Linked DNA regions of Homo sapiens: region 1 is linked to region 2. Evidence: chromatin loops called from intact Hi-C (ENCODE). Cell type or tissue: heart left ventricle. All regions are shown on one strand. Each heading gives the region's core, and the rest is flanking DNA. Links, peaks and the distances in the headings are about the cores only.

Evidence for each region. Peaks named below come from ENCODE experiments on the same cell type or tissue, not always from the same donor. Only the 100,000 strongest peaks of a DNase experiment are listed, where the experiment ranks them.
Region 1: it touches region 2 in a loop (4-fold over the local background); 31 of 110 quality-filtered maps call a loop at or near these places.

Annotation. Positions count from the first base shown.
Region 1 is chr17:68,608,897-68,619,996 of GRCh38, reverse strand. No RefSeq gene overlaps it. Among named protein-coding and RNA genes, the nearest start is that of FAM20A, 13 kb to the right of the region's middle. In heart left ventricle, for the core only: a CTCF peak has its summit at 5,846 (motif pointing right); no DNase peak of the experiment used is centred there.
Region 2 is chr17:68,534,551-68,545,650 of GRCh38, reverse strand. It overlaps FAM20A (FAM20A golgi associated secretory pathway pseudokinase), which reads left to right. Exons shown (of 11, transcript NM_017565.4): 5 at 1,930-2,022; 6 at 2,842-2,957; 7 at 3,486-3,666; 8 at 4,693-4,802; 9 at 5,685-5,766; 10 at 6,255-6,314; 11 at 7,910-10,535. The coding sequence ends at 8,174. It also overlaps a transcript of PRKAR1A not described here. Among named protein-coding and RNA genes, the nearest start is that of PRKAR1A, 28 kb to the right of the region's middle. In heart left ventricle, for the core only: CTCF peaks have their summits at 5,804 and 6,005 (motif pointing left); no DNase peak of the experiment used is centred there; H3K27ac peaks cover 1,802 bases.

The sequences.
Region 1 (11,100 bases), core at 1,486-9,485, 74 kb before region 2:
TTGTCTTGACATCTTTGCTACATGTGACATTGTTGATCACATTCTGACCTTAGCCTCATGTTCTTTCTTTTAAAACTGTGGTTCAATCCTAAGTCTTGGTGAACTCTGTGGCAGGCACTTTCAGTTGCCATTCTCACCATCTATCAACAACTGATCAGCCCCAATCATGGGAAACTCTCCCCCTTTGGCAGCGATTGATGTAAGGGCAGGCACATGGCCCATTTCTGATCAATGGTAAAAGGAAGACCTCCAAGAGGGTCTTGGGAAATATTTGACTCCCTATAAAAGGCACATAATGAGAAAAAACATTTCTTCCTTCCCTTCCCTTTCTTCTTGGGATATTCCCACATTAAAAACATAAAGCATTGAGCTGCATCATCCTGCCACCATGAGAAAAGGTCAAGAAGAATACAGAAGCCAGTGCTGTGTCCTGACATCTGGAACTGCCAAGTCAATATTACAACTACACACATACTGGAATGGCAACAGGTATAGATATAAGTAGGGAACTATTGGCTATGTTTGTATTATTTGCAACCAAATACATTGAAGCATTCCTCTGAAACTTTCTGCCTCATCCATTTTCACAGAATATATTGTGAGGTCTATGCTGACCTTATGAAAATCTTTATTTGCAAACTTCCCCACCCCCTAGACTCTCAGGGCACCAGATGTTTCCACCTGGATTTCATACCATCAGCTTAATGCAACATATGCAAATCCAACTCATCAGTTTTCGCCTAACATCAAGAAGCCTTTTGTCATTTTCATTAGGATGAAGAACTCCGCTGAGCTTTGTTAGAAGGACATGAGTTCCAAGAGCTCCAAAGTAGGGGGTATAGTACAGATAGGTGAGACAGACAGAATTTCAGATTTGTCTTAACATGGCTTAGCTCTGCCTGGGTGTTCTGGCCATTTCACCATGGCATGGATGAGACACAGAGTACATGGTAAGACATGGCCAATGATAAAGCCAAAGTAGAAGCAGTTGTCAGATCATGAAAGATGCCTTCTGAAAGAGCTTGGCCTTAATAGTGTAGATGGTGTAAGACTCTCAGCTGTGGAACAGGATGATCAGATTTGTGTTTTGCAAAAATAGCTTCAGCAACATTATGAAGGATGGATCAGAATGTTCAAGACTGAGATTAGTAAAGCAAAATAAAAATTCTCTAGTCAGAAAATCATGAGGTCCTGAACAAAGACTCTGAAAGTGGCAATGGAGGGGAAAGGATATATTCGAAAAATAATTAGGAGAGAATTCATAAGATTGAGTATGGAAATTGAGGGAAACAGAAAAGTATAAAAATGAGAACGTAGGTTGACCAAGTAGTTAACGGCATAATTGTATAAAAGGGAAGACTGTAATTATTGTGGGTCAATATACTGGAGTTCAGTTTAGCACATGTTCAAATTAGTTGCCCATGTAACATACAGGTGGAAATATCTAGTAGCCAGGGAAATACATGTTTCCAAAACTCAGAAGAAAGATTTGGAAACCCAGGTTTGGGAGTGTGAAAGATACTGGGATGTACATGCTCAATACCCATCCCAAACCCCTTCTTGCATGATTTCCTCTCCTGCAGAGGCTACAATGTTAAAAAAAAAAAAAAAAAATACGTTTCTCAGTTTCCCTAGTAACTAGATGTAGCCATGTGACTATGTTCTGTTCATTAATGTTAAGTAGGAATGCTGTGTGGGACTTTTAAGAAAACTACTTTAACTAGTGTAACTCAAATGGGAGGTAGACTTTTTGCCCTCTCATTCTTCCTTTTTTCTTCTGCTGAGGTCAAGAATGTGATAGCTGGAGCTCCAGCAGCCATTTTGGCCATGATGTGACCTTGAAGATGGAAGCCATATAGCAGGAAAATAGAGCAGAAAGATAAGAGGACCCTTGATTCCTAATTACTGTGGAGCCTCCGTACCAACCCTGGACTGAGCACCCCCAGACTTGTTTTACATTTCGGTTTTATGTTTTATCCCCCAAAGTACAATCCTAAATGATACATTAAATCACTATCAGTTTATAGGTAATCCCCACAGAGGATGAGAGGTCACGTTAGAGCCATGGAAGTGGAAGAGATCTTCCAGAAATAATCTATACGATGGGGAGGAAAATAAGCACTGATTTCTAGAGAACCTCAATGCAAAAAGCAGAGGGAGAGAAGTCAGCCAATGAGACTTGGAAGGAAGAGAGAGAAAGTTAAAACGATGTGTCAGACCTAGAGATGGCCTGCTCAGATTCCTAGCTACAAGAAGTGTGAGGTGAGAAAGGACTCACTGCCTAGCTGAAAGGAGTGGGATTGGTTAACAGCTCCATCACGGTCTACCTCCATTTTAAGGTCATACTCTTCTTGGGCTAGCTCCTGGCCAATCACTGAGTAACACAGTAAGTGAAGATCACTTCTCAGTGCAGCTCTGCCAATGATTGAACAATGCATGACACAAAACTTCTACCCATAACAGGACTTCTCTAACAGGCCCTCTTTGTTCCAGAGCTCTCTATTGGGCTGATAGACACCATCAGACCTGCATCACCATCTATCTGATCTTAGTTCCTTCTGCCCAACTAATCTTTTGACGACCTAACTCTGTTTCAGCATCTCCTTGCCAGAAAACCCAGCTGGATATTAAGAGGCTGTACAAGTTAACATGTATTATTTGATTTGATTAAATATGTATAAAATCATTTACTTTCAAAGTGAAGAGGTAGGTTAATGATTTCTTCAACTTACCAAAACTGCCAAACACAGATGTTCTTACTCAAAGCAGTTCACTTTCCAATTCATGTGCTCAGTCCTCTCTGGTTTTTTATCTCTCTTAACCCAGAATAAAACCATATTCCATCAACAGTCCTTCCAAAATGTCCATTTCTGTTGTCTTACTTTCCATTTAAGTTTTATCTTGCAATCAAATATGTAGGAAAAATGAGTAAGAATGAATTAATAACATCACAAGTAAAGGAATGCATTCGAGGCCCTTTGCGTGCATCATTACCGAATACTGTCCAGATTCAGCTATATTATGGTATAAATCACAATCATTCAACACATAACTCCATATGGTAAAAGCTCAATATAACAAGATTAATTTCTAAGGCAGGTATTAAATATGTTCCCAGAACATAATGGCCAAGAGTATTGTCAATAGAATTCATTGAAAAGGTCCTTGTTTCTGAGAATCCAACCATTTATTTCACAAAGGTTCATTTTCTCTTCCTTCCTTTTATGTCAATCATCACTTAGCACAAATTAATCTCCCAAACAAAGTATGAATACCTGCAAATATGTTGGCATTTCCTTCTTATAAGAAAAGCAACAAAGCAGATAAAAATCTGCTTTCCTCAATTTCAGAGAGCCACTATTATTGGTGTACTATTGAAAACCTCTGATGTTCTCTTTGGAGGTCAGCAAACTACCACCCATAAGCTAAATCTGACCTCTCATCTGTTTTTTAAATAAAGTTTTATTGGCACACATTCCTGCCCATTAGTTTAAATACTCTCTATGGCTGCTTTTGTAGTACAAGAGCAGAGTTGAGTCACTGCAACAGAAACCATTTGGCCTACAAAACCTAGAATATTTACTATCTGCCCCCTAACAGAAAAGATTTGCCAACCCCTGTTCTAGTTTAAAAATTATCATGTACTTTTATATTTCAGGTATTTATCCACTCATTTCACTGACATTTTAACATGTTAACCTCAGAGTTAACAGATGTCAATCTGAAATCAGATAACTCTTTTTAAAGATCATAATACATGACCTTTTTCTTTGATTAATAGGTGGTTATTATTTTTAATTAATCTATTTTTTAAATTATCTTCTGCCCAGATGACATTTGTGTTTTTTCTCGGATGACATTAGAATCTTGACTCCAACACTTGATATTCGGCCATGTTTTAAGATAGAGGTTTAAACTTCAGGTTTTGGAATAAATAAATAAATAAATAAATAAATTTTAAAAAAAGCTAGTCCCCAGAAGAGACTGGAAATAAAATATCTACTGCTTTAAGAGAAATAAAAAGATGAGTATGCCCTAATTCCAATGTTTTTCTGTCTTTCCTTTTGAAAAGATTGCCTCTCTAAATAAAAGAAAGATGACAGCCTTTTAAAATGCCTTTTATCCTCAGATCTTTTGACGTCACAGACCTTCCTATTTTAATGGAGCAGCACCTTCTAAGAATTCATCAATGAATCGTAACACAAAAAGGAAGGGGAAGAGGAGGTCCGGAGTGCAGGAAGATTCCAAACTGCTGTCCTAAATGGCAAGTGTTATGCAGACCACAAGTTTGCTCAATTCAGAGATGCCCAGAAGGCTAAGCGTGGATTTCTGGTTATCAGCTTCCGTGTGTCAGCTTTCGGCTGGGAGGTCTGTAGCTTACCCATAGAACATAAATTAACTTAGGTTTCTGTGTGATGACTTTGCCCTCCTCCTGAGGCTCTTTATTTTCTCTTACTGTTTCCTTCTCTGTAGTGCACACAACTACTTGGAGTTTGTGAACCATGGGTTCAATCATAACTTCAAGATGATCAAATCAGCATTTTTGAATGTAGTCTCTCAGTTTTCATATGCCAAGTACATTTTTACTTTCCTTTTATTTCTAAAGTAGTGTAAAGATCTTTGCATAAAAATCATAAAATACTAGTAAGTAAAAAAAAGGAAAAAGAAAATTCAGATTATTCATAAATCCCACCACCCAAAGAAACCAATGTAAAATGTTGCTATATATTTATTTATGCATGCAATGGGTTGAGTGGTACTCATCCCTCACCTCACCTTCCAAAAGATACATCCACCCAAAACTTGTAAATGTAACCTTATTTGGGAAAAGGGTCTTTGCAAAGACAAATGTAATTATGTTAAGGATCTCAAAATGAGACAAGTCTGGATTATCTTGTAGGCCCTATATGTAATGGCAAGTGTTCTGATTTCAGACTCCTGGCATCCAGAATTACGGAAGAGCACGTGTCTGTTGCTTGTGGCAACTTTATAGCAATTTGTTACAGTAGCCTGAGGAAGCTAATATATTTATTCAGTAAATATTTATTGAACGATTGTAACTCAGATATTATACCAAGGAGCTGGTGTATAACACACCAAACAGGCTGGGCGTGGTGGCTCACACCTGTAATCCCAGCACTTTGGAAGGCTGAGGCATGTGAATCACAAGGTCAGGAGATTGTGACCATCCTGGCTAACATGGTGAAAACCCATTGCTACTAAAAAAAAAAAAAAAAAAAAAGCTAAGCATGGTGGCAGGCGCCTGTAGTCCCAGCTACTCGGGAGTCTGAGGCAGGAGAATGGCATGAACCTGGGAGGCGGAGCTTGCAGTGAACCGAGATCACACCATTGCACTCCAGCCTGAACAACAGAGTGAGACTCCATCTCAAAAAAAAAAAAAAAAAAGAAAGACACCAAACTTCTCAAAGTTTTAATCTATGCATACATAGAAATATATATATAAGTATGTTTTTAATGGGTAATGATATGATTGTTATTAACACACCTTTTCCATCTAGTGATATAAACATCTTTTTATGAAAATAAATAAATACAGCTTAATCTTATAGATAAACCATTATTTTGCTCAGTTTTCAATTTTCAAACATTACACTTATTTCCATTTTTTTCTATACTGTAATAACCATTTTTTATCTAAATATTTACATACAACTTTAATGATTTCCTCAAATTTTTATAAATGGAATTCAGAAGTCAAAGTCTGTACCAGTTACGAATTTGTTGCCTCTCAGTTCCAAACCTACCTTTCTCTGTTGGGCTTTATGAAACTGGAGCTGGACCCTCTAGACATTCCTCCTTTACCAGTTGTCACAATAATAGGCTTTGTCAATAGAGGGCGCTGGAGGAACTCTGCAAGGCAGTAGTGGCAGGAAGACACTTCTCTGGGTCCCAGTCCTCAATTTTACTTCAGCATGGGAGCCCTGCAGCCTTCACCAACTAGCTCCAACCACACTATCAAGTCGCACTCCCCACCACCACCACTCTGTGGTTGTTTCCACAGTAGCTCTGACCATGGCCTCAGGCATCGGTAGCCCCTCCCATGGGCTCTTTGACAGATCAACATGGCCTGCTATCCAGAAAGTTTCTTCACCAACAGTGGCTGTTTTTTTCCAGTGGTAAACATGCTCTCTATAACGAGGTCTAAACTTCAGCCTTGGCTTAAGGGTAGGGGAACCCTCCTAGTCCTTAGATCCACTTTTCCTCAGCTTAGATGTAGCAGCTTCTTTTTTTAATTTTTGCAGCTGCTACTTCTAGATCCCTTTTACAGGTAGGTGTCTTATCACTTTTACTAGTTAATAATTCTTTTTATTAAATTTTTCCTTTTCAAATAATTGGTATGCTTTTCATCTCCTAACTGGATCCTGACTGATATAAAGTCTGTAGGCATTTACATTACCAAATTAACCTCCAGAACAGTTTCTTCAATTTACAATTCCTTCCCCAAGTCCTAGTCAATTCTGGATATTTTGTTGTTGTTTTTTTTTTTTTTTGCAATGAAAATGTGATAAGAAACAAATGATCTATTGTCAATTGTTTTAATTTGCATTTATCTGATTACTATTAAGGTAGAGGCAAAGCTACCTGAGTATATGTAGCATTGGAAGGAGTCATATCAAACCAACAATGGTTACCTGTGGGGAAGAAAATCAGATAGGGAAGAGGAAGAAGGAAGGGAGACTTTCACTTATTACTATAAAATTTTGTCTATTGTCCAAATATTTTAAAAAGAGAGAATATTCATATATTATTTGTAGAATTAAAAATAAATACATCATGAAGATATGGTGCTACTGAGTCCTCTGTCTGCCTAGATTCTACTGCTGCTAGTCAGAGTTACTGCCTTCCTTTGCAAAACTGAGCACTCAGCTTTGAAACTGGTTTGTCCAGACCTGATACCATGGGCTCCAGTTGTGTCCACTGACTTCTCCCTCTAAGGCTGCATCTAGAACATCAAAGGGAAGTGAGGGCTTAGCATATGTGCCTAGTTATGGCAACTATAGTTCCTGACTCTTCTGGGATAGATGACTTATGATTTTTAATACCCTGTTTCATGAGTTTGACCCTAAGTCCAGATTTCCAGTTCATAAAATATGGCCAGCATACATCTGTGAAAGAACAGAGGGAGAGTGTAGAAGCCATGGGGTCCATTTGCCTTTTCCTAGTTATCAAGTGAACACTGTGGAAGGTTGTGAAATGTAGGACTTAGTCTAACGCAGAGAAAGGAAGAGAGCATGATTGGTTCACCACAGACTTAGGCTGTAGTCATGCATCTATTTCCAAAATGATTAATCATCTTTTACACCTTTCATCCTTGCTTCCAAATTTAAAAAACAAAAGCAGCACGAAGAGAGTTAAGATGATGTCATTGTATCTGTCCCCACTGTAACTTATAATTTTATGATTCTTCATTTGTCAGAACTAAAATATCATAAAAATATAAATATTTGAAATTCTCCTTCCAAGACAGAAGAGTCCTTTAATTACGCAGCCAGCTAATAGACCTCCATCAGGCTGAACTGCATTGGGAATGGAGAGGGAGACAGAAGCCATTAAGAATGGAGACTATTGCCCTATGTATGAAAGGACTGAAGTGGGATGAAATAAAGAGAAGAGAACAGGCATAGGTGGGGAGGAGTTTATGGGAATTGGGGTGAGAGGGTAAAAAGGAAAAGGAGATTACAAAGCCTGAACTTTGTGGAGAGAGACATGTATTGTGGATGTTTAGAAAGGAATACTAACAATTGTATACCTCCATAATGTAATTCTCCTTTTCCATTCCCTCAAAAATTACTGAGTGAAGACCTATGTTAATTTTCAAAGCTTTTTGGAGTCATTTCTATTTATTTTAGCTGTATTGACGTTCTGACACTGAACTTTGAGCCAGACCAAGATATTTATTTGTGTTACATTTGTTTAATGTTTGTCTCACCCACTAGCTGTGAATTCATACAGTGGATTAGGAGTTGCTAGAAAACAGTTATGATACTTTAAGACATGACATTCTAAAGACCCAAGAAGTCCCAGCTTCCCACCTTCTAAGAATAGCTGTACTGTCAAGGTAGTAAAAACTGAAACAGGGAAAACACATCTGTTGTTGTTCAGTCTGGCATGTAAAGCTCACATAATATATGCAAGAGTTCTGTTCAGATGAATTGCACAGTCTGAAAGCAGCCACGCATAAAATCTGTGAATTTCTTCCCCTTTTAAAATATAAACTCAGTTAATTTAAGTTGAAATTGCTCTTACACATATTCCTTGCCCTCTACCATGTATTTCCTTTAAAATAAAATAGAGCAAATTTCTTTGACTGCTGCTGCTTATTAACCTGCTTCACCTTAATGTCAAAGCCCAACGCTTTCTTTCAATGGTCTCTTTAAAAACCTAGAATAGTCCAGGATATGAGGTCACAAAATGAATCAAGTCAGATTTTTAATAAATATTGTAAATATGAAAAGTAAAGAGAATGAGTCATAACGTGATAGAGAATAATGTGACCAACATCCATATAGCACTACCCAACTTTGTCAAATTTTAACATTTTGTAATATATGCTTCAGATCTTTTTTCTAAGAAATCATTTCAGTTACTGCTGAAGCCCCATGTATAATCTTCAACAAGCACTTTTTTCTCACTTTAATTCCATATGTAATCACTGTGCTGAATTTGGTGTTTGCTAAGAACTGAATATCTGTGTTCTCCTCAAATTCATATGTTAAATCCCCAATTTGATGGTATTAAGGGGTGGGGTCTTTGGGAGGTGTCTCAGTATTTTAGTGTTGCTATAAAGAAATACTTGAGGCTGGGTGGTTTATAAAGAAAAGAAGTTTATTTGGCTCACAGTTCTGCAGACTATACAAGAAGTATGGCACCAACATCTGCTTCTGGTGAGGGCTTCAGGTTGCTTCCACTCATGGCAGAAGGTGAAAAGGAGCCAGTGTGTACAGAGATTACATGGCCATAGAGAGGAAGCAAAAGAGAGAGGGGAGGGAGATGCCAGGCTCTTTTTTAACAACCAGCTCTCCCGGAAACTAATAGAATGAGAACAGTCTTCCTTACCCTCCCAGACATTAATATATTCATGAAGGATATGCTCCCATTACACAAACACCTCCCATTAGGCCCCACTTCCAACAATGGGGATAAAATTTCAACACAAGATTTGGAGGGGTCAAACATCCAAATCATATCAAGGGGTAATTAGAGTATGAGGATGGGGCCCTCATAAATGGGATTAGTGCCCTTATTAGGGGATGAAAGGACCAATGCTCACTCTTTCTTCAGTGTGTGAGGATACAATGAAAAAAGGGCTATCTGCAAACCAGGAAGAGTGTCCCCATCAGACACTGGATCTGCCAGCACCTTGATGTTGGAATTACCAGTCTCCAGTACTGTGAAAAATAAATTTCTTTTATTTAAGCCACCCAATCTATGGTATATTTGTTATAGCAGCAGACTGACTAAGACAGTATTCATTATTCTCATGCATGTTTTTATAATTTTACCAATTTTTTGTTTGTTTCTTTTTCAGAGACAGGGTCTCCAGGCACTGGAGTGCAGTTGCATGATCATAGCTCACTATAACTTCAAACTCCTGGGCTCAAGATATCCTCCTGCCTCAACCTCCCATGTAGCTAGGACTACAGATGAACACCATTGCACCTGACTAATTTTTAAAATTTTTTGTAGAGAGGGGTCCTATTATGTTGCCCAGGCTGGTCTCAAACTCCTGGCCTCAAGTGATCCTCTCTCCTTGGCCTCCCATAGTGCTGGAGTAATAGGTGTAAGCCACTGTGCCTGGCCTAGTTTGCCAGTTTTGAAGGTTATCTAAATAGTATCATACTGCTACACACACACACACACACACACACCCCATATTCATGTTTTCTTACAACTTAAAGATGTATCTTTGCTGAGAAAATACAGTTGTACTTCCTTCATTTTAACTGCTCATTACATAATAATACCACAATTTATTAACATATTTCCCTATAGATGGATGTTTACTTTTTTGTGCAATTATTTGCTATTATGAGCCAGGCTACAGGCAAAATTCTTTTGGATGGAGGTATGCAACCTTTGTTTTTTATTTTATTTTATTTTGTTTTAACATAATTGAACAATAGGGCCAATAAAGTTGCCCTTTTTTTAATGTACAGTTCTGTCAGTTTTAACACATGGATGGATTCACATGACCACCATCATGATAAGGATATAGAATAGTTCCATCACCCAAAACAACTTCCTAATGCTGTACCTTTGTAGTCATACCTTCATCACGGTCCCTAATGCCTGGCAGCCAATGATCTATTCTCTGTCACCATAGCTTTTCCATTTCTAGGCTATCATATAAATGTAATCATACAATATGTAACCTTTTGAGACTGGATTCTATCACTCAGCATAATGCCTTTGAGATGCATCAATGCTGTCATGTATACCCATATTTTGTTCTTTGTTGTTTCTAAGTAGTATTCCATTGTATGATGTACAACAGTTTATCTATTTGCCCACTGAAGGACATATGCACTACTTAATGTTGGCAATTATTAATAAAGCTGCTATAAAACTTTCATAAGTAGGTTTTTATGCACACATAAGTTTTCAATTCATTTGAGTAAATACCTAGCAGTGGATTACTGGGTCATGTGGTAAGTACATGTTTATGTTTTCAGATGTTTGGAGATTTACCAGATATCTCTCTGTCATTTATTTCCAGTCTATTTCTATTATGAGCAGAGAGCACAGTTTGTAAGATTTGATTATATTAAATTTAAATGCTTGTTTTATAATGGAGGATATAGTCCATCTTGGTAAATGTCATGTACACTTAAAAATAATGTGTATTAGGCTGCTTTTGAGTGAAGTGTCCTATGAATGTTAAATTAGATTTAGTTGGCCAATAGTATTTTTCAGTTCTTCTATATCCTTGCTGATATTCTGTCTACTTGCTCTGTGAGTGGCAGAAAAAGAAACACTAAAGTCTTTAGCTATAACTGTTGAATTTTCCCATTTATCCTTTCAGTTTTATCAGTTTTACTTCATGTACTTTGAAGCTGTATTGTTAGAGGCATACACATT
Region 2 (11,100 bases), core at 1,560-9,559:
GAATCGATGCAGCAAACTTCATTATTGTCTTATTTTTAAAAGTTGCCACAGCCTCACCAACCTTCAGCAACCACCACCCCAGTCAGTCAGCAAAAAGATTATGACTTGCTGAAGGCTCAGAAGAGTGTTAGCATTTTTTAGCAATAAAGTGCTTTTTCCATTAAGATGTATACATTTTTCAGACATAATGCTATTGCATATTTATTGGACTCCAGTATAATGAAACGTAACTTTTATATGCCTTGGGTGGGGAACCAAAAAATGTGCATGAATGACTTTATTGCCATATTTGCTTCATTGTGGTGGTCTAGAAGCAAACCTGCAATATCTCCGAAGTGTGTCTATACAAAAATTGTTCCAACTAGCCAGCTTTTTTCCGAAATACAATGCAAAACCCTCCAACATTCAGTGACAGGACCAATTTTATCTATTTTCATACCATAACACAGTGTAATCTACATTTTTATAAAATTCAGTCCCAAATCTAAAATACTATCATTTTAAAATGTATCTCTTGAAAAATTATGCGCTTTGTATTTTTCTGTAAGTAATTTAAGGCGAACACCATTTTTTTCTGATTAAAGAGAGAATGTAGAACTTTAACTTTGGAAAATATACATTAGGAACATAAAGATTTATATTTTTAAAATGTAATGTATACAATATAATGTGCAATGAGACGTGCATTAGTGCTTCTCAAAGTATGAGAAGCACTGATCTAAAGTAAAAACAACCTTTGAATTTAAAATTACTTCTTATCTTACATCATACAAAAATGAGAAAATGTTTTAGAAGAACCTAAAAGGTGTCTGAAAGATGATATGTTCCTACAGATGGGACTCAGGAATTAAAATGAGACTGGGAAGAGGGATTGTCCTTGCTAGCCTGGACATCCAGTGATGATGATAAGCTGGCCAGGCCTGAGCACGGAGGGTTGTGCTGTAACGGTGGCTGCACCTTTTAAAATAGAATCTCTACTTTTGGCAGCACCTCACTGTGGTTTCCAGGACTCACTCGTGTTTTTTGGCAAAATGCACAACACGGTTTAAATTGCCAGTGCTTCTTATTTATAGATTTCTGCAACATCACGTTTATTTACATCTAAATCGCCTTGCAGTCGTTTCAACAGTCCCACACAGTGGATTATAAAATTATTCGAAGATCATCATTCTTCCATGTTTATTAGCCTCGAGGCAAAGTCAGCCTAGAGGCCAGAACTCACACCACAAGGCCCTTAAGGATTAAAAAGCACTTTCATGAATGTACACACCCAGCAGGCCCCACCACTCTCAGGCAGCCTGGCGCTTTTCAGGAATTCATTAGAGATTTAATGTATATAAATCAATATCCTCTGCACCAGCTGCCCCCAGCCCTCATGATCCGGCTGTGTTTCTCTGAGGGGATGATGGTCCACGTATTTCCCCCACATCCCCCTAAGACCCAGAACTTTTCTGTTCTTCAACCCCAGCATACTAAGTTGCATTTCTGGGCCACTTTTCCATTACCAATTCCTGGCTCATACCCCACCTTTCTTCATCCTTGGACATCTGGATCTGCACTACCTCTGGTTCTGCTAACCATTCCCCTCTCTTCTGTTTATACCTGCAGAAGAATGTCTATTTCTTCCCTCTCAACTGCTGGGTTTTGAAAATAATCAGCCACTGTCACCAAAGCTTCTTAAGCAGGAAACTTGGTATTGGTGGTGCCTGCAGGACAGTGTCTTGCAAGAAGCCTGTCTCCTCCCACTTTGCTTGTCTTCTCCTGGCGAAGGGAGCCACAGGCCATTCCTGACTTGCCGTGCCATCGCCTGTGTGTACATGAAAAGCATAAAAGCCCGTTTTCCTTTCTCGCTGGTCATGCTCATCAGCTCTCTTCTCAGGCTCCCAGCTGAAGTCTGAGTCCAGGGCGTGATTCCTTCCTTCCTTCCAGACAGCAGCGAGATGAGGAGACACCAGTGGACTTCTTCTACTTCATTGACTTTCAGAGACACAATGCTGAGATCGCAGCTTTCCATCTGGACAGGTAGGGTCTGGCCCCATGGAGATGGCATTGCCTATAAGGACCAATCCTCTGGGAGGGGTGGCTAGACAGACCCTCAAGGTGGGAACTCCCTGGCATTTCTTCCTTCTGGCTTTCTATCTTCTTCGTGCCTCATCGTGGTGTCTTTGAACTCAAAATGTCCCATGCAACCCCCCAGATTGAAAAACACAAGGCCTTTTAACGAATGTAACGAAAAGAACAATTTACAAAGAACACGCTTCCCGCCATGCTGCTTGGGGCAGTTGCTCTAGTTTCCTGATCTGAGAGCGAGGAGAATGCACCCACTCCTATTTATCCAAGGAGTCTCACTGTTATGATATTAGGTGAAAGCACATTCCTAAACATTCCACTCCCTCTATTTGCTCAGTCATTGCTACCCAAAGTGTGGTCTGTAGCGTCATGGGCACTTCCAAGAAGCTTTTTAGAAATAAGAAATCTCAGCCCCACCCTAGAACCACTCAATCAGACCCTGTATTTGAACAAGATTGCCAGGTGACTCACAGGAACATTAAAATATGAGAAGCACTGACCAAGAACAGAGTTGGGATGGTGGGAAGGTTTGCCCAGGAGGCTTGACGGAATAAGGATTCATTTTCAACTCCATCTCCACTCCTTTAGACCTAGGTTTAAAGGCCCAGTGTTGACCTGGGCACTACCAGCTCAACAGTGCAGAGTCACGCCTCACCGGCCACCCTCCTGGGTACACCAGCCAATTCCTAATGTGCACTGGCCGGGGGACAAAACCCCTCCTCCTCACTCCCTGATCATCCCTCAGATGGAACAGAGCTTCCTCTCTTGCAGGATTCTGGACTTCCGACGGGTGCCGCCAACAGTGGGGAGGATAGTAAATGTCACCAAGGAAATCCTAGAGGTCACCAAGAATGAAATCCTGCAGAGTGTTTTCTTTGTCTCTCCAGGTAGAGTACTGGCCCGAGTGATATTCCGGGTCTGAGTAGATCGTAAGCCAGAGTGTCCACCCCTCCATTCATCAGTGGCCTGACACCCTGCTGCTAGCACTATCCATTACTGGGATGGGCGTATGAAGTTGTAAGACACTCCCACCATGGTCTGCCTGACCATAACACAAGATGAACTGGATGGGAAAGGTTGTGTTTGAGATGCTACCTAGTCTGTGTGGGCATTGACCCTACAATGCTGGCCTCCCCGGAACCAGAGGTTATCCACCCAGGGTAATAAAGAGTGTTCTACTCATAAGGATAGAATGCAGTAAGGTTGGGACATTTGAAAGCAGGTTCCCAGGAGGTTCAGCTTAGTAGCATTCACACCCTCACTTCTGGAAAAGTCAATGTTTCCTTCTTCTTCTTTCTCTTCCCGAGCTGTGAGTTCAGGGTTTCCCTTCCCTCCCAGTGGATTTCCTAGGCCAGGAAGATGTCATGCCTCCAGAGCCCTCCACTTACTCCTCCTCTCTCCTCCCCATCCTCCAGCGAGCAACGTGTGCTTCTTCGCCAAGTGTCCATACATGTGCAAGACGGAGTATGCTGTCTGTGGCAACCCACACCTGCTGGAGGGTTCCCTCTCTGCCTTCCTGCCGTCCCTCAACCTGGCCCCCAGGCTGTCTGTGCCCAACCCCTGGATCCGCTCCTACACACTGGCAGGAAAAGAGGAGTGAGTTGGTCCCCAGGCCACACAGCCCAGTCCTTGACAGTAGCCACAGACCCTGTACCAGGGACTTGTTGCTAGCTTGGCTTTTGAATCTGAAAAGCTGCCTCAATACTCCTTTGCCCCATTTCATATTGATCCTGGGATCAGCAGGCCTGGGTCTGTTCTCCCCTTTAGTTCATTTATTCAGTTCTAAAGAACCTTCCATATACCCAACACTAGGTGTTATGGGATACAGAAATGGAAGACTCAGACTCTCTCCTTGAGAAGCTCCTTGGTCTAGTGGGGAGAACAGACATGTAGCCAGATCACGAAAACACAGCACAGCACTTGCTATAACCAGGGAGCACACGAGAATCCCATGGGAGGGACACCTGGTTCCCGAGCAAGCCCTGGGAGACCAAGGACCTCACTGCTGTATCCCCAGGACCTAGCACCCTCCCTGGCACATAGCAGGTACTCCACACTAGCTGACTGAGTGAATCGATCCATCAGTCAAGCCGTCATGATCATCGTGGGAAAAGAAGTAACCAGGCAGAATTTCTGGAGGACATGACAGATCCTAAGGGACTCTGTGAAGGCTGAGAAGAGCCCTCGGATGAAAATGGGCATCGGAGCATTGTAGGCAGAAAACCATGTGTGAGAGAGAAAGGGCAGGAACAGCCCATGGAGGTGCTATGAGTGGCGCAGGGTCCAAGAGGCTTGGTGAGAGGGACTGTGGAGGGACGAGGAAGCAGGTGAGGGTCACTACCTCCTCCTTTCCTGCCTGCCCCGGCCTCTCCCCTCTGGCACACAGTATCCCAACCATGGGTTTAGTGTCCACCAGACTTAAAGGACCCAGGACCTTCTCACCACACGGAATATGCAGCCTTACGCGTCCTTGCCCAGGGCCTTTCTGAATTTTAGAAGCTGCCACCAGCCCAGGGCAGGATCAGGGAGGCAGGGATTGGGGGGGCAGGGGGAGGTGTGGGGAGACCCCCGACACCCTGCCATCTTGGCTTTTCCAGCCCCAGGACTTCTTCTCCCCCTCAGGTGGGAGGTCAATCCCCTTTACTGTGACACAGTGAAACAGATCTACCCGTACAACAACAGCCAGCGGCTCCTCAATGTCATCGACATGGCCATCTTCGACTTCTTGATAGGTAGGTCCCCACACGCAGGCCCCCAGCAGAAGTGGGCTCTGCTATGTGGCTAGGGTTCCCCGTGACCTTGAGCACAAACTTACAACCTGGTTCATGAGGACTGAGTAACTCTGCACCTCCCACAGCCTCAGAAGTGGCGGAGGTCCCAGAGGACAGAAGGTAACAGGCTCCCCTCTCTTCAAAGAACTGGAAGAAGCTCAAGGGGTCGTCACTCATAAGGCAGGCATCTCACCCTGCCACGGGCCTGAGTGGGCGTCAGATTGGAAGCTGTATGTTCACTTCACCAAGTGAGGGGAAACCAGGTAGGAAGGGAAGAAAGTACACAAATATGTAGCAGGGAGGGCCTCAGGCGAGGCCACGGACACACAAGACTAGTAATTCCACCTTCCAGGCCCACAGGGACTTCTAGGGAGACGAGACACTTATGAAGGTGGCCGTCATACAGGAGCTTAGGTCGGAAGCAAGTCAGACAGCTGGCTCATCATCGTGCCTTTCAGGAAGTTTAGCTGTGTCTGTTTACTATAACCAGGATCAGCTGAGGATCTCTGGGCTGAGGAAAGCCAATGTCAATACATACACGAGGTGAAAAGATGACTTTCTGCACATTCAAATCTCTGGCCAAAGGCTGGAGTAGGGGCAGGGGCAGGGGTGAAAGCCTTAGACTTGAAGCCAGTCCATTTAGGGTTTGCTTGTTTCGCTTCCTTCTCCCTCCTGCGGCTGCTTCACTGATGGCCCTGAGGAAATGACAGTGTGAGGCCCAGCTTCGTTCACACCCCTGTCTCTCAAGTGATGACAGGCCTCCGTTCCCTGGAGAGAACTCAGGTCAGGAGCACCTGTCCCCCTGGCCTGCTGGTTCCAGCTAAGTCCTCCCCTCCTTCACAGGGAATATGGACCGGCACCATTATGAGATGTTCACCAAGTTCGGGGATGATGGGTTCCTTATTCACCTTGACAACGCCAGAGGGTGAGCTTCCCCACGTGTGTTCAACAATCCCCTCTCCCAGATGTGCTGCTCTGTGCAGCCAGCTGCTCGGGGGAAACAGACGCCCTGCAAATGAGGGCCTCCACCACCACGTGCCTTGTCTCCTTCGAGCCCGGCTTCTTCCATTTCCTTCTTTCTCTTTACCTTTGCAAGAACCACTTGATCCTCCTCCAGCCTGAGAGCACTCGTGTGCCCTCTAGTGAAATAGGGTGAGGTTTTCGAGAGCAAGGTGCATCCTCAGTGGCTGGCCCTCTGCAGCTAGTGAATGAATGAAGGATTGCTTAGCTCTAACATCTCTGTACAGATGCTTTTGTGATCTGACTGGGGAGAGGGGCTGGAGAGGCAGCTGCCATGATCCCTGGCATTTTACCCCAATCTCTGATTCACAAAATGCTGAGAGGAGAGAGGAAGCCTCAGGGGAATGCAAAGGATGCTGCCGGCCACCCATAAAAGCCTGTTTCTCCTCCTAGGTTCGGACGACACTCCCATGATGAAATCTCCATCCTCTCGCCTCTCTCCCAGTGCTGCATGTAAGTTTTCCTGCAGCAGATAATACGGGCAAGTAACAGTTGTGACCCTTCATGCTGCTTGCAGCCAAGGTCTGAAGGGCTTCCAGTTTTCACTGGTCCAGGACGTAAGTGGGTAGAATGACATGAATCACCTTATTTCCTACACATTTGTGCACTGCATGACATCTCAGCCAATGACAGACTGCATATATGACGGTGGTCTCATAAGATTAATAATATGGTATTTTTACTGCATTTTACAGTTTTACTATCTTTTCTATGTTTATATACACAGCTATCCACCACTGTGTTGTAAAGGTTTTGTAGCCTACAAGCAGTTATCATATAGCCTAAGAGTGCAGGAGGCTACACCATCTAGGTTTGTGTGAGTACACTCTCTGATGTTCACACCGTGACAAAACCTGCGCTTAAGGATACATTTCTCAGAACATATCCCCATCACTAAGCGATTCATGACTGTACTACAACTATCAAAATTTCCCCCACAACGTTTTGTCTTTTTCATCCTTCCACATAGGATGAATTAGGATTTAATCCTTTAAACCTTTCAATTGCCAACTTTAATCGTTGACCCACTCAGATAATCACCTATTTTTGCAGTCTGCTGGGTTTTGATATTACTAATCAGACCTCTGCTTTGCCCAGCATTCATATCGGCTCATAAATATTACTACTTGATCACCATCTAAGCAAAACCCTGATTAAAGTCCTGTAAACCTGTGCAGACTGGAAGAAGGCACGAAGGCCCTTGCTTGGCCACCATTTCTCTAGAGAATGTCTAACTTACTTCCACACTTCTCCAGTGTTTCAGCCAGGCTTGTAAAATTGACCACCTGCTCAGCTGCAGTATGCAGAGCTAATTATAAATATGATATTCACACCTAGCAAAAACATCTCATTTGTTTCCAGCTGGAAAACTCGGAGTAGAGCATGAGTATTCCTCATCTATGTCTTAGGTTAATTTAAACATGCTTCCCTCTGGCCTCCCTTCCCTGCCTCCAGAGCAGGACTGGATGAGCAGTACCTGTTTTTGACAAAAGTCAATTAAGCTGCTTACACATCAGAGTCCAAGTCAGATTCCCACATAAAAAGAAACTGAAATCCTAAAGATGGGTCCTACCACATTTTCATCTCTGTGATTTTAAAATCTGACAAACAGAAATAAAGTTAGCAAGAAACAACTTAAAGGCTGGCAGTACTGGGGGATTTTGAGACAGCAAATAGCTCATCAATTCACCTACTAGAAACTTCTCCCATTAGCTTTAAATCTCCTTGAAAAATCCTAAGTATCACTTTGGTTTTGATTCCCTTAGCGTTGTCAGAGAAAATGCATATAGCCCAGCATCACCATTATTAGAGCACAAATGGCTATGCAGGCTCTTGACCAAATCGCAATTGGGCAAAGGACTGCAGGATACTGGATTTTGCCTTTCATTTGTTCCCTTTTTACCTGGTTTCCATTAAAATGTGCCTGAGAAGACACAAGGAGAGGCGCCAAGAGTATCAGCTACAACAGCTGTTTGTGGGGAAAGAAGTTCAGGCAAGTTATTTTCTTTACATTTGCTTATTTGGTTCCTGTAACTTTGTCTTTTCAGGATAAAAAAGAAAACACTTTTGCACCTGCAGCTGCTGGCCCAAGCTGACTACAGACTCAGCGATGTGATGCGAGAATCACTGCTGGAAGACCAGCTCAGCCCTGTCCTCACTGAACCCCACCTCCTTGCCCTGGATCGAAGGCTCCAAACCATCCTAAGGACAGTGGAGGGGTGCATAGTGGCCCATGGACAGCAGAGTGTCATAGTCGACGGCCCAGTGGAACAGTTGGCCCCAGACTCTGGCCAGGCTAACTTGACAAGCTAAGGGCTGGCAGAGTCCAGTTTCAGAAAATACGCCTGGAGCCAGAGCAGTCGACTCGAGTGCCGACCCTGCGTCCTCACTCCCACCTGTTACTGCTGGGAGTCAAGTCAGCTAGGAAGGAAGCAGGACATTTTCTCAAACAGCAAGTGGGGCCCATGGAACTGAATCTTTACTCCTTGGTGCACCGCTTCTGTCGTGCGTTGCCTTGCTCCGTTTTTCCCAAAAAGCACTGGCTTCATCAAGGCCACCGACGATCTCCTGAGTGCACTGGGAAATCTGGGTATAGGTCAGGCTTGGCAGCCTTGATCCCAGGAGAGTACTAATGGTAACAAGTCAAATAAAAGGACATCAAGTGGATACCTGACTTCTCAGGATCCTTATTCTAGCTACAAGTCAAAGATAACTCCTGGTCCAGACAAAACACCTGGCCTATCACAAGCTGACTAAAAATCTGCACTTTGGGCCAGCGCAGGCAACAGTAACTCTGACAGGTTCAAATTAGACCTCACACTTTCTACTCATATTCTAGTCACTGGACCCATCTGAATCAGTAATCCCTACTGCCCGGTCCTGGAGTAACTTCTTAGAGATATTATAACAAGTGGCAAAAATAAAAGAGGGATTTGCTAAGAATATCAGAAAAGGAGTGTTCCAATTTGAAGAGTATTACAATTGAAATAACATCAAATATGTCACACTAAGCAGCCAGTAACAGAATAAATAATTACAACGAAGGAAAAAAAAAGGAAAGTCCTCCAAGGTCAGGATGGCATGGGAACAGGCCTAGCAGGGACACAAGCCTGGAGTAAGGCAGGAAAAGAGCCAAGGCTGACTACAGCCCACCAACCACAATCTTCTTCCCTAAGACCCCAGGATTGTCCCCGGCCCATCCCCAAAAGAAGAAAGGGGCTATGTGGAAAGGTGAGGCCCTCTAGATGCCCCTCCCTGTGACGGCTGGCTCAAAAAAGACTAAGTCAGGTTTTTTATTGAAGCCTCCCTTAGAAGAAAGTGTAGTAGGGATTCCTTGTCTCCTCTACCTTCTCCCTGACTTGTTGATATCTGAAACTCCTTTTAATAGGAGGCTTTGTTTCTTATTCCATAATTAATGACCGAAAACACAAAGGACAGTAAGGTCTTCATTCCATGGAGTGACTAGTCAGTCAACAAAAGTAAAAATGCCTCATTTCATCAAATCAACTTTTCCAGTAAAGGCCAGAGTTCAAATACTGTAAGCATGAGAATAGAATGGAGCTGTCACTAAAGAGAGTACAAGGTCAAGAACCAGAAATGTCTCCAAGCTTTCTGCAGTGTGAGCAAAGATAGCCTCGACTGGACAAATAACACTTCTGACCCCGTGGTACCCCCACATGACTGGTATGCTGCCCCTGGACTTTGTGTCTCTCTAAAATCACTACCATTCACTGAGATCTGACCAGGTGAGGCACTCACCAACGCTACAGAAGCAACACACAGGTTTCCAATCCTCTCAAACACAGATACAACCCCCATCCTCCAATGTGCATGGAAGAACTTTAAATCTCAGAGAGAGTAAGCAAAATCACACAATTTAGTGGTTTAGACCTATTCCAAAGTCTTCTTTTCACTGTAACACAAAACCCAACAGTATCCCACCCAATTTATGAAGTCAAATTTGTTTGCTTAAAAAAAAAATCAGCTGGGCATGGGCTCACACCTGTAATCCCAGCACTTTGGGCCTAAACAGGCAGATCGCTTGGTCTCAGGAGCTCGAGACCAGCCTGGGTAACATGACAAAACCCTGTCTCTACAAAAAAATACAAAAAAAAAAAAATTTTTTTTTAAATCAACTCTTTAACAGAGAAACCTTAATCCCAAAGATTTCCTTAACTGTTGTGGCCCTACTGCAGCATAGGGCTCCCCACTTCATTCACTGTCTCTCCTGCTTCAAGATGTTTCTTCCCTGTGGATGAAGAACCAGGAGATCACACACAGAAATGGGAAAATATCTGGGTAAAAACATTCAAAGAATAGCACAAAATGGTTTGGGACTTCCAAATAAGACTCTCAGGAAAGCAGGCTACAGCTCTACCTCAAAACCCGCCACCTCCTATAACGAAGGACTGGTTTTCCAATGGCCTATATACACATTTTGCTGCACTCTACAAACAGAAAGCAATAGGCTTGAATTTCACCATGATATGTGGTACACCTACCTTATTATTCACTTATCTTTCAACCTTCCATTACTTTTTGATTAGTAACAAAATTAAGACTCATTTCTCAAAAATATCAGAAAACCAACCGTTTCATTCTTACTCGAGTTCTTCCAGCATGTTCATTTTGAACTGTTTACCTCCCATGAAATAAAAAGTCTCTTGACTCTGAGAACTTTTCAAGTTACTACTGACAGCAAACTAAAAAATGAACGGGAACTGTACTGATGGAAAGAGGCATTTGGAAGAATTCGTTTTAGCCTTCTCAAAAGCCAGGAAGACAATATGAGTTTGAATATTACAAAAAAATTAGTCATTCTCTTACGAGTTAGTTTTATGTTCCATAAAGTCACCACAAACACTGCATTGGCAAATACTGAACATTGCTCCTAGGGGAAATACAGGGTTAGGTTGCTGGGAGTCTCTAGTTACATTTTTATTGACCGATCAATACATAATCTTGCTGTGTGCGTGTTTTATGTTAACGCATGTTTAAGACACTTTATTTAATATATACTGATTCATTAACATTGTACTCATGGCAAACAGCACTGTAACCCAGACCTAAAAGAAACATCCAATATACATATTTTCTACATATGGCACAACACAGCCTTCTTTCACTTAGGAACACTAGTCAGCACTTCATCACTACACTTAGGGGCTTTTAATAGTGAAATCACCAACAACAAAAAAAATACAAAAATGCAAAAAAAAAAAAAAAAAAGGCACTAAAA